Linked DNA regions of Mus musculus: region 2 is linked to region 1. A link is a loop called in an ENCODE intact Hi-C map of the cell type or tissue named here. Cell type or tissue: left cerebral cortex. All regions are shown on one strand. Each heading gives the region's core, and the rest is flanking DNA. Links, peaks and the distances in the headings are about the cores only.

Evidence for each region. A loop is a pair of places that touch in the nucleus more often than their neighbours do. Peaks named below come from ENCODE experiments on the same cell type or tissue, not always from the same donor. Only the 100,000 strongest peaks of a DNase experiment are listed, where the experiment ranks them.
Region 2: it touches region 1 in a loop (2.7-fold over the local background); 11 of 42 quality-filtered maps call a loop at or near these places.

The regions. Positions count from the first base shown.
Region 1 is chr16:91,359,993-91,365,114 of GRCm38, reverse strand. No RefSeq gene overlaps it. Among named protein-coding and RNA genes, the nearest start is that of Ifnar2, 10 kb to the left of the region's middle. In left cerebral cortex, for the core only: no CTCF peak of the experiment used is centred there; DNase peaks (open chromatin) are centred at 1,455 and 2,317.
Region 2 is chr16:91,509,447-91,514,568 of GRCm38, reverse strand. It overlaps Ifnar1 (interferon (alpha and beta) receptor 1), which reads right to left. Exons shown (of 11, transcript NM_010508.2): 11 at 4,046-5,122. It also overlaps the pseudogene Gm7856. Among named protein-coding and RNA genes, the nearest start is that of Mir6367, 16 kb to the left of the region's middle. In left cerebral cortex, for the core only: a CTCF peak has its summit at 1,990 (motif pointing left); a DNase peak (open chromatin) is centred at 1,997.

The sequences.
Region 1 (5,122 bases), core at 511-4,510:
GGGTTTAAGATGGTTTAAGAATGGCTAGGGTGGATCTGCTGTGGAAACAACATGGGGGGTGGGGTGGGCGGGGAGTCATGGCCAAACCAATGAGATAGATGATTAGAGGCGGAGGCGGGGTTGGGGGAGGGGGAGATCTGCTATCAGATAGTGTTGGAATTAGGAATGGAAATAAGGCCAGTGTTGGGATGTGAACTTCAGAATCGAGGTCGTTTTAGGGAAAATTTCATTCAGTGTTGAGAAATGTAGTCCAGTACCAAAAATTACATAGTTAAATGCCAAACAAAAATAGGTTTTAAGCTTAAGTCCAAACAGGGAATTCACCTTCAAAGATCTATCCATAGACATATCATAGAAGACAGTAGTTAGATGATGGAGTGGTCCAGCATCCTTGGCCTCTGCTCATCAAATACTTGTAGCACTCAGCCCATCATGTGACCAGTACCACCCTCCATACCCCCGTTCCCCAGCTCTCTACAAAGTCCCCTGGAAGTGACTGCTCCCAGACAGAACCCTTGCCCATCTCTGGACCAGGGTTAGTGGATTGGGGATGGGTTAGAAATGGGTAGGAAGATAATGACTAGAACTTGGTGCTAGGTTGGCCATCCAGTGAGGGCTGTATTAGGAAACAAACTTAATCCCCAGCATCCTGGGTTAGGTATCTGTTAATAACAGATAAGATTTAAGTTAGACTGTGATATTGTTTTCCTAGGGTGGTGTGCCAGCTAGTAGAATCACTTGGGAAGAGAGGGTTAATGAGGAACTCTCTAGTTCAGGTTGATCTGTAGGCATGTCTTGGGGGTAGCTGTCTAGGTTGTTCATTGATGTAGGAGGATCCAGCCCACTGTGGGTAGCACCATTTCCTAGTCTGGGCCCTGAACTGTGTAAGAGTGAAAAAGCTAGCAGGCAAGATAGATAGATACATAGATAGATAGATACATAGATAGATACATATATATAGATACATAAAAAAATAGATACAGAGTGTCTCTTCTCTCTGCTCGTGACTTCGGGTGTGACAGGACAAGCTGCTTGTGTATCTAACTTGACTAAAATGATGGACTGCAGTCTGGATTTGTGAGTCAAATAAACCCTCTCCTCCCTAAGTTGCTTTTTGTGTGAATTTTCTCACAGCCGTAGGAACAAAGCTAAGATAGGTAGTATGTGTGATGGTTAATATCACCTGTCAGTTTGTCTGGGGCATACTTGGACCAACATCAGTCTATGTGTTGCTGTGATGGTCATGTTAAGCTAAGATTAACATGTAGGGCAGCAATCCTTGAGGAAAGCAGATTGAGGAAAGCCTCCAGCTGCCCTCAGACTCCAGCTGCAGCGAATGTCTTCTCTGGCTCTCCAGCCTGTGAACTCCTGACTTCCTGTTCTCATGGGGGGCATGAACTAAATCTCTAAGAGAAAATCAGCCACGACTGAGGCCTCAGCTCTGTGGAAAGGGATGAACTGTTGGAAGCAGTAAGAAGGATTTCCTGGTTGGATACGAGCCTGGAAAAACAATGGTTACATTCCTTGGCCCAGCAGGGTCTGCTGCTGACTGTGGGCTGTTGACTTTCCTTTTTCTTTCTCAATTGGTAATTTCTGGGATTGCTCCATTTAGTGTCTGAAGCATGAACATGACCTCTTCTCTGTCCAGTATTTCCAGCTTCAACTACTAAGTAGCTGGCTTCATGGCTGAAGAAAAGTTACGGTCCAATCCATCCCGACCTCTGCCGTATCAGTACGTGTCCTTCCTATGTGATCTCTGTTATATTCAGTTCTGTCCCTGTCCTCCAGATCCCATGTCATTTTGTTTCTCCTTCTTCCAAAGCTGTCTGAGATTCACTACAATAACCCCTCCCCCAGGATCTGTGGTGAACTGACCCAGATCCACAGATGCCCAAGTTCTGGATACGAAGTGACAGATTATTCATACAGAATGCACACCCCTCTTCTCCATGTTTAAACCACCTGTAGATCACTCCCAACTCCCAATACTGTGTAGATGCTACGTCAGTACTTGCTCCACTGTGCTCTGCAGGAAGCAATGGCAAGCGGCATCTGCTCACGTTTAGAACACACCCAATATTTCTCTCGATTATCTCCTGTCTAGGATTGGTTAACTCAAGGGATTTGAGGTCCAGAGATGCAGAGAGCTAACTAATTGTGTTCGTGACTCAGCCAGCTGAAGTTTGGGAAATGATCTGGAAAACACACAAGGTGTTGTGAAATGAAGAGATGATAGAAATTGTAGGGGGCTTTCCCAGATAGAAAGCTGTGCATACTTTCCCGGGCCCCTCCTTCGGGTTCACTGGCAGGCTGCCTGACTCAACCTCTCTCATTCTTGGCAGCCGCCAGTGTGAGGAAGCCTTCTGCCAGAGCTGGGTCTTAGGTCAGTACTCCCAGGAGCATTCGCTCTGCTTAGCGGTCAAGGGCAGAGCATAGACCAAAGATCCCCTTGACAGAGGCCTGTGGGCTTCCTCTGTCTCCCCCGAAGTCTGTGTTTTCCAAACTTCTGCTCCAGAAATCAGTTTAGTGAGCCTCAGATATAGGGGCAGGGGGAACAAAATCATGTGAGACACTACGGGCTTGCTTTGCATTTGTGTAATGTGTATGGTCTATGTGGTATGTAAGATCTGAGTGTGTGCCTGTGTGCTTTGTGGTGTGTAGTATGTATGTTTTTCATGGGGAGAATGTCTATGGAGTATTTGTAGAGTGGTGTGTGTGTGTGTGTGTGTGTGTATGCATGTGTGTAAGATGGGGTAGAAAGGGGAAACTGAGGGGACCCAGGAAGGAAAAGACCCCTCTGCCTTTAGTGTCTGGTTTGCATTTCTTGTTTCCTGAGTCTGGAGGGCATCAATGCAGCCAACAGGCAGGAAAGTGTGACTATCGCCTGCAGAATATTAGCAGTGCAGCCTTTCCAGGGACTTTAACCAGCAAAGTGCAAACAGCAAGTGACACAAGCTGGCCTGAAGCTGAGGGAGGGGTTGTGGGTCTGACACCTTTGACCTTGTCAGTCTTCCGTCTCAGCCCTATACTTGCTCAGTGGCTTTGTAAATTACCTGGCAATTTTATTTACAGAAGGAAATTAAGTAAAAGATATAAGTAGGACAGCTTATATTTATTACTTAATTTAAAAATTTTGCTTAACTTTTGAACCTGTTTGTCCATGATACCTTTTGGGGCAGTGTAGTTTCAGAAGCCACAAAATGTCGTTAAGATGCTTAGATACCCCTTCCATGCTTAAATCTAAAGCATATGTTATCTATCTCATCTTCTTTGCTTAATAGCCTGACTTTGTTCCAACTGATGCATACTCGAAGTAATTGTTTTGCGTGGCATAAAATACCAACCATAGCTCCATTCTCTAAGAGATACACCTTAGAAATCAGTCAACAGCTCTGTCTCCCAGGGCTGCTGATAGCTGTGTGTGTGGTATATGTTTAGGTTTGTTGTGGTGGTGGTGGTGTGTGTGTGTGTGTGTGAGAGAGTGTTTGTCAGTGTATGGGTGTCAGTGTATACGTGCATGTGTGGTGTGTGCATTAGTGTGAGTTTGTATGGTGTGTATAAGTGTATGTGTGTGAGTGAGTGTGTATGGTATGTGTATGTGTTTGTGTGAGTATGAGTGTGTGTGTGTATATGTGTTAATATGAGTGAGTGTGGATGGTATATGTATGTGTTTGTGTATGTGTGTGAGTATATGTGTTAGTATGTGTGAGTGAGTGTGTGTGGTGTGTGTATGTGAGTGTTTGTGTGTGTATGTGTGTGAGATATGGTGTGTGGTGGTAATTCCTATCCCCAATGCTGTAATAAGAAACAGCTTACTCCAAGGCTAGCGGAACATCAGCTCCAGGACCCTAGCTGCTGTTTTGTACCCTGTTGCAAAACTCTGTACCTAGTTTGGTTTATTTCTTAATGATTTATTTTACTTTTATTAATGTGTCTCTGTGTGTATGTGCACATATGTATAGGTACTCTCAGAGGCCAGAGCGTAGTGTTCGATTTCCTGGAACTATAGCTGAAGGTAGCTGTGAGCTGCCATGTGGGTGCTGGGAACTGAACCCGGGTCCCCTTAAGAGCAGCCAGTGCTCTGTGGAGCCATCTGTCTAGCCTCCTAATTATTATCATTACTATTATTATTTTTACTGTCGTGCCATTGTGTCCTTTTCCTTAGAGAAGGGATGCGGTGTTTGTGCTCCATCACTATGGTGAAATGCCAGTGACAAGCAGCCTATGAGGAGAACAGGTTTATTCAGGTTTAGGATTCTGGAGCCCTGTGGCTTTGGAGCACTGATGAGGGCAACCTGTCATGGCAAGAGGGAGAGGAGACTGGGATCCCACCATCGCCGTTGAGGGTCTCAGTGACCTAAGGGCTTGTCACAGGGTTTGTATCATCCTGAAGACCAAGCTAGGGTCCACCTTCTAATAAGCCACAGCAGTGGGTAGGTTTCATTCCACTTAGACTGTGGGCCCATGTTTGTCTGCTTTGTGCTTGCTTTCCTGCGGGTCATGCCAAACGTACAGAGACCTTAAGACCCTATGTTTTTATCACTTTCCACACACCAAGCAGACCAGCTTCCTAATGCAGATGCTCAAACTCCCCCAGGCTCCCAGAGCGTTCAGAATTGCTTCCCACTCAGACCCTCAGGGCTGCAGCTCTTGCACAAGCGCCTGCTTTGCATTCTGATTTACCCTCACTCCACAACACCTCTGCCTTTATTTAGTCTCTGCCCTGGGATATTTGCTCTGCACACAAATCCTGTGCTCCCCTACTCTTTCCTGGCTCCTCCTCTCCCTCCTGGAATCAGCTTCACTGTCCTCCAGCAGTCATTTCTCGTGCAGATGCAGGTCAGCCAACTTCAAGGACTGGCCCAGCCTCTGTGTGTGTGTGTGTGTGTGTGTGTGTGTGTGTGTGTGTGTGTGTGTGTGTGTGTGTATGACAACACTGGGAAGAGATTCTGTAAGGCTGCTTTTGAAGCCTGTTATAACACTAACTGTTTTGGCCTTAACACCTCCATTTGGTGTCTCAAGAACCGCTTGGCCTCTGCAGAGGGTTGCAGCCACCTGTTTCTGTCCGGCCTTCTGTAGCTTTAGGTAGGTCATCTCACAAGGTCTCATAAGGGGGGCTCAA
Region 2 (5,122 bases), core at 315-4,314, 150 kb before region 1:
CCCTGGTTGTTCGCTGGCAGTGCAAAGCAAAGGAAGACACAGGCCCAGCCCCCTCGCCGATGCGAGCCACAACAGATCACACGCGCTGGACCCAGGGCCGAACTCCTGGCAAATCTAGTTCCAAGGTTCAGACCACCCCTAGCAAACCTGGAGGTGACCGCTTTATCCCCCAAACGCAGTGCTTCTCAAATGGAGGTGGCCAGCTTCCTCTTAAGCAAGGAAAACCAGCCAGAAGACAGGGGGACGCCCATGAAAAAGGAGCATCAGAAAGCCTGGTCTCTCAACCTGAACGGTTTTGATGTGGAGGAAGGCTCAGCGGCAAACCTCAGAATGCCCCAGAAGGCTACCAGAACAGACTGAAAGCACTCTACAGCCAGAAAGGCACGCCTGGCTCCAGCAGGAAGGCTTGCAGATGCATCCCTTCTCTGCCAGACAGGAATCTTGATGCCCCCGAAATCCGGAATGACTACTACCTGAATTTTGTAGATTGGAGCTCTGGAAATGTATTGGCTGTGGCACTGGACAACAGTGTGTACTTATGGAACGCTGGTTCTGGTGACATCCTGCAGTTGTTGCAAATGGAGCAGCCTGGGGGCTACATATCCTCGGTGGCCTGGATCAAGGAGGGCAACTACCTAGCTGTGGGCACCAGCAATGCTGAGGTGCAGTTATGGGATGTGCAGCAGCAGAAATGACTTCGAAACATGACCTGTCACTCCGCTCAAGTAAGCTCTCTCAGTTGGAACAGCTATATCCTGTCCAGTGGTTCACGGTCTGGCCACATCCACCACCATGATGTTCGGGTAGCAGAACACCATGTGGCCACACTGAGTGGCCATAGCCAGGAAGTATGTGGGCTTCGCTGGGCCCCAGGATAGACGACACCTGGCAAGTGGTGGCAATGATAACATTGTCAACGTGTGGCCCAGTGGTCCTGGAGAAAGTGGATGGGCTCCCCTGCAAATATTCACTCAACATCAAGGTGCTGTCAAGGCTGTTGCATGGTGTCCCTGGCAGTCCAATATCCTGGCAACAGGAGGAGGAACCAGTGACCGGCACATTTGCATTTGGAACGTCTGCTCAGGGGCCTGTCTGAGTGCTGTGGAGGTGCATTCCCAGGTGTGCTCTGTCCACTGATCTCCCCAACATAAGGAGCTGATCTCAGGTCACGGCTTTGCCCAGAACCAGCTGGGTATTTGGAAGTATCCAACCATGGCCAAGGTGGCTGAGCTCAAAAGTCACACAGCACGGGTCCTGGGTCTTACAATGAGTCCAAATGGGGCCACAGTGGCATCAGCAGCAGCTGACGAGACTCTACAGTTGTGGCGCTGCTTTGAGATGGACCCTGCCCTTTGGTGTGAGCAGGGGGGTTGGGGGTGGGGAGCCAGTGTAGCTAAAAGTAGCCTCATCCACCAAGGCATCCGTTGAACAAACCCATTTCCTTTCTTGTTTTTATGTTATTTTTTCTAATAAAGTTTGTATCTTCCTTTCTTAAAAAAAAAAAGAATCTTTTCCTTAAGCAAGGCCTGGTGTTGCGCGCCTTTAATCTCAGCACTCAGACCTTTATGTAGACCACCAGTATGGCCTACACAGTCATTTGATGGCCAGCTGGGGCTACACAGTGAGACCTTATCTCGCTATAAAAACAAACACAAGCTGGGCATGGTGGCACACGCCTTTAATCCCAGCACTCGGGAGGCAGAGGCAGGCGGATTTCTGAGTTCGAGGCCAGCCTGGTCTACAAAGTGAGTGCCAGGACAGCCAGGGCTACATAGAGAAACCCTGTCTGGAAAAACAAAACAAAAAAAAAACCCAAAACAAACAAACAAACAAACAAACAAGAACAACAACAACAAAACACAACCCAAAAACAAAAAGAAAAAAAACAAAAAACAAATACAGCCAACAAGAATAAGTTCCCTCATCCCCTTTTAATATGGCAGCCAAGTTGTTAAGTCCAAATGGGGTGACCTGTCTCCCTCTAGTGGCGAATCCTGTCAATGCACCTTCAGTGACCAGGCCCTAGTCAGCCCTCACCAGAAGTCAGCTTCTAAGTCCGCAACAGTAGCAGTGAAACAAAGGGGCCAAAAGAGGGTCTTTATACTTCCAGGGCCCACCTGAGAAGGAGATGTTCTGTCAGATGGACGTCAGATGGGCACAAAGCTGCCGTCGACCTGATGGTGGTGTGGTTCTCAGGAAGATTTCCCAGTGCATGATGCACCTGTAGGCACTGCCTCTGTGTAAGTCAGATCCCAGAATATGAAAAGTGCTACGAGCCTGGGGAGGCAGTGCAGTAGCAACAAAGGGTCTCCTTAAGTAGCTAAGGACACATCTTGTAAAAACAAATAAAAACAAGCGAAAGAACAATTGATCACTCTCTCTTTCCTCAGCTACTTCTAAACAGAATCCAGAACACTTGGGTGGAAGGTGTTAGTTCATCATCAGTAATTTTAACTATGTGCATTTTCCTTTTTCTTCCCAAGACACCCCCCCCCATAGCCAGAATATCTACTCTGCCAACTTCCTGTCTTCATCTTTATCGTTAGCCCCTTTGCGAAATGTCTTCTGCTGACATAGGCTGAGGGAGTGAGGGGTGCAGGGGACTTGCAAGTCACTAGAAGACTGAATTCCTTCTTGCCTTTGTTCCTCCAGGTGGAGAAAAAGACTTATCCCAGTAAAAAAGCATTCCATCACAGAAATCCATGTGTATTACGCATGCCCTCAAGACCAGCAATTCTGTGATCACTGTAAGCCTGAGAAGAGTTGTAAGAAAAAGCTGAATGGGGCCTGGGGACACTGCCCACCGGACAAGTGCTTGGTGTGCAAGTGTGAAGTCCTGAGTACAAACCTCCAATACCTAACAAAAAAGCCAGACTTCACTGTTCATACCCAGTCCTAGCATTGGGCACAGACAGGGAGATTCCCAGAGCTTACTGGTCAACCAGCTAAGGCAGAATGGTGAGCTTCCTCTCCTGTGAGAGGTCTTGTTTCAAGACGATAGGGTGGAGGACAACATCCTATGTTTACCTTCACATGTGCGCATGGGTACGGACATGTGTGACACCTGTGTACTCACATTCCTGCTCAGGAGTGTGCACACCCATGTGTACAGCACAGCAGACACACAGGGGTGGGGGAGAGCGAGAGGGGGAGGGACAGGGGAAGAGCGACAGAAGGGAGAGGAAGGAAGGAAGGGAGGGAGGGAGATATTAAGAGTTTTGTGTGTTTATTTATCGAGATTGGGCTTCTCTGTGTAGACCTGGCCACCCTGGAACTCACTCTGTAAATCAGGCTGGCCTCCAATTCACAGAGATCCACCTGTCTCTGCCTCCCGAGTGCTGGGATTAAAGGTGTGTGCCACCACCGCCTGGCATGAGTTTCAAATGTAATGAATTAAAATATTCCCTCCTGGAGTGAGAAGGGAAGCCCCTAAAATGTAGGAAGCCTAGAAAACTCAAAGGTCAAGAAGTTATAGGATCCCCAGAACCCTCAGCGGGGTTGCAAGCGCGGTGTGCAATGGCTGAGGCTGAGGAGACGCCCAGTCGAACTGCCTGTGAGTTGGGCACGGGGCCTTTGGGAGTCCTTGTCTGAGCTCTTGTGAGAAACCTGAATGAATTCGCTGGCTCAGCAAGCTGGACATCCAGCGGTGGTTCTCAGATCCTGTGAGCCTTTAATATAGTTCATGGTGTACTGACACCAACCTAAGATTATTTTCATTGCTACTTAACTGTAATTTTGCTTGTTATGAATCATAATGTAAACACCTGACATGCAGGATATCTAATATTTGATCCCTGTGAAAGGGTCATTTGACTCCCAAGGGGGTCACAACCCACCTGTTGAGAACGCTGATTTAGGCGGCACCTTCTCCTTAGTCTATTGCTGGTGCCTGACCTTGGGCAGTGATGTTTCTTCACCTTGGAAGAGTCAGGCCACAGCCAGTGATCTGAGCACCTAGAGCTGAGGCAGGAGCATCTTTAAAAAAAACCCAAAATCAAACTTTGGTTGCAACTGGAATTTGTCACTATTATCAATCAACAAAGCATTTCTTGGGAACAAATATGAATTTATTATTTCCTTCTCTGTAAGGAAGATGAAAAGTACAAACTGTGTTCACCCTCTTAGTCTCTTGAGGTAGAGCAGAAGGGATCTCAGAGACAGAGGAATGAGAGACAGTAACACTTGGAAGGGACAGCAGTGTGGATCCAGAATGCCAGAATGCAAGTCCTGCTGTCAGGAACGGGTTGTAGACGGCACCTCTGCCTCACGGATTCCAGTTTAAAGGAGCAGCACCTGAGATCCAGAGTCCTGGTTCCGGTGTGTGTTAGGTTTGTCGATATACAACAGTGGGGCTCCAGACAAAAATATAAAAGGATGCAGACACAAAGGTGATGCATAGAAACACACAAACGTGGTTATTTCATTACACAAACAGCCAGAACAGTCATCTGCTTCAATTTCAGATCTCATTCATTCGGTAGCTGTGGGCACTGTCTGTGCCAGCGCTGCACTGTCACAGGGGCTGGGGGGCCACAGGGAGGAACTGAGACCCTGCTCAAAGAGCTTCTGCAATACAGAGGGAGGCAAACACCAAAGGACCAATGCACACAGGGACACACGGCTTCCATGGGGTTAGGGAAGGCTTTGTTAACACGTTCCCCAGGTCTCCAGAGAAGTCCGAGGCCATCTGAAGCATCACAGGCTCTGGGCTCTGTATTTTATATAGTACCTATATACATGCACACATACCTCTACACCTGTACATATGTGTACGACAGGCTCTTGCTATGTGGCTGAGGTTGGCCCACATTCCTAGGCAGCTGGGATGAGAACAAGCCAGGCACACTTGTGCCTGACCTGATTTTAAATGAACATTTTCATAGGTTATAGATTTCTGCCCAGGCTCTAAATGATTACATTTAAATGATTACATATGTAATGAGTCTAGAACAGCATTTCTCACTGTAGACGTCACTGTGATAGGTACGTCGTGGCAATTCTAGTGGAGTGCAGCCAGCTCCCCTGTGTAGCTGTGCTCACAGGCCTGTTGCTATTTACATGTGTCTGTGAAAGCACTGATTTCTCATGAGGCTTTTACATGAATCTTAGACGGCGCTCAGCT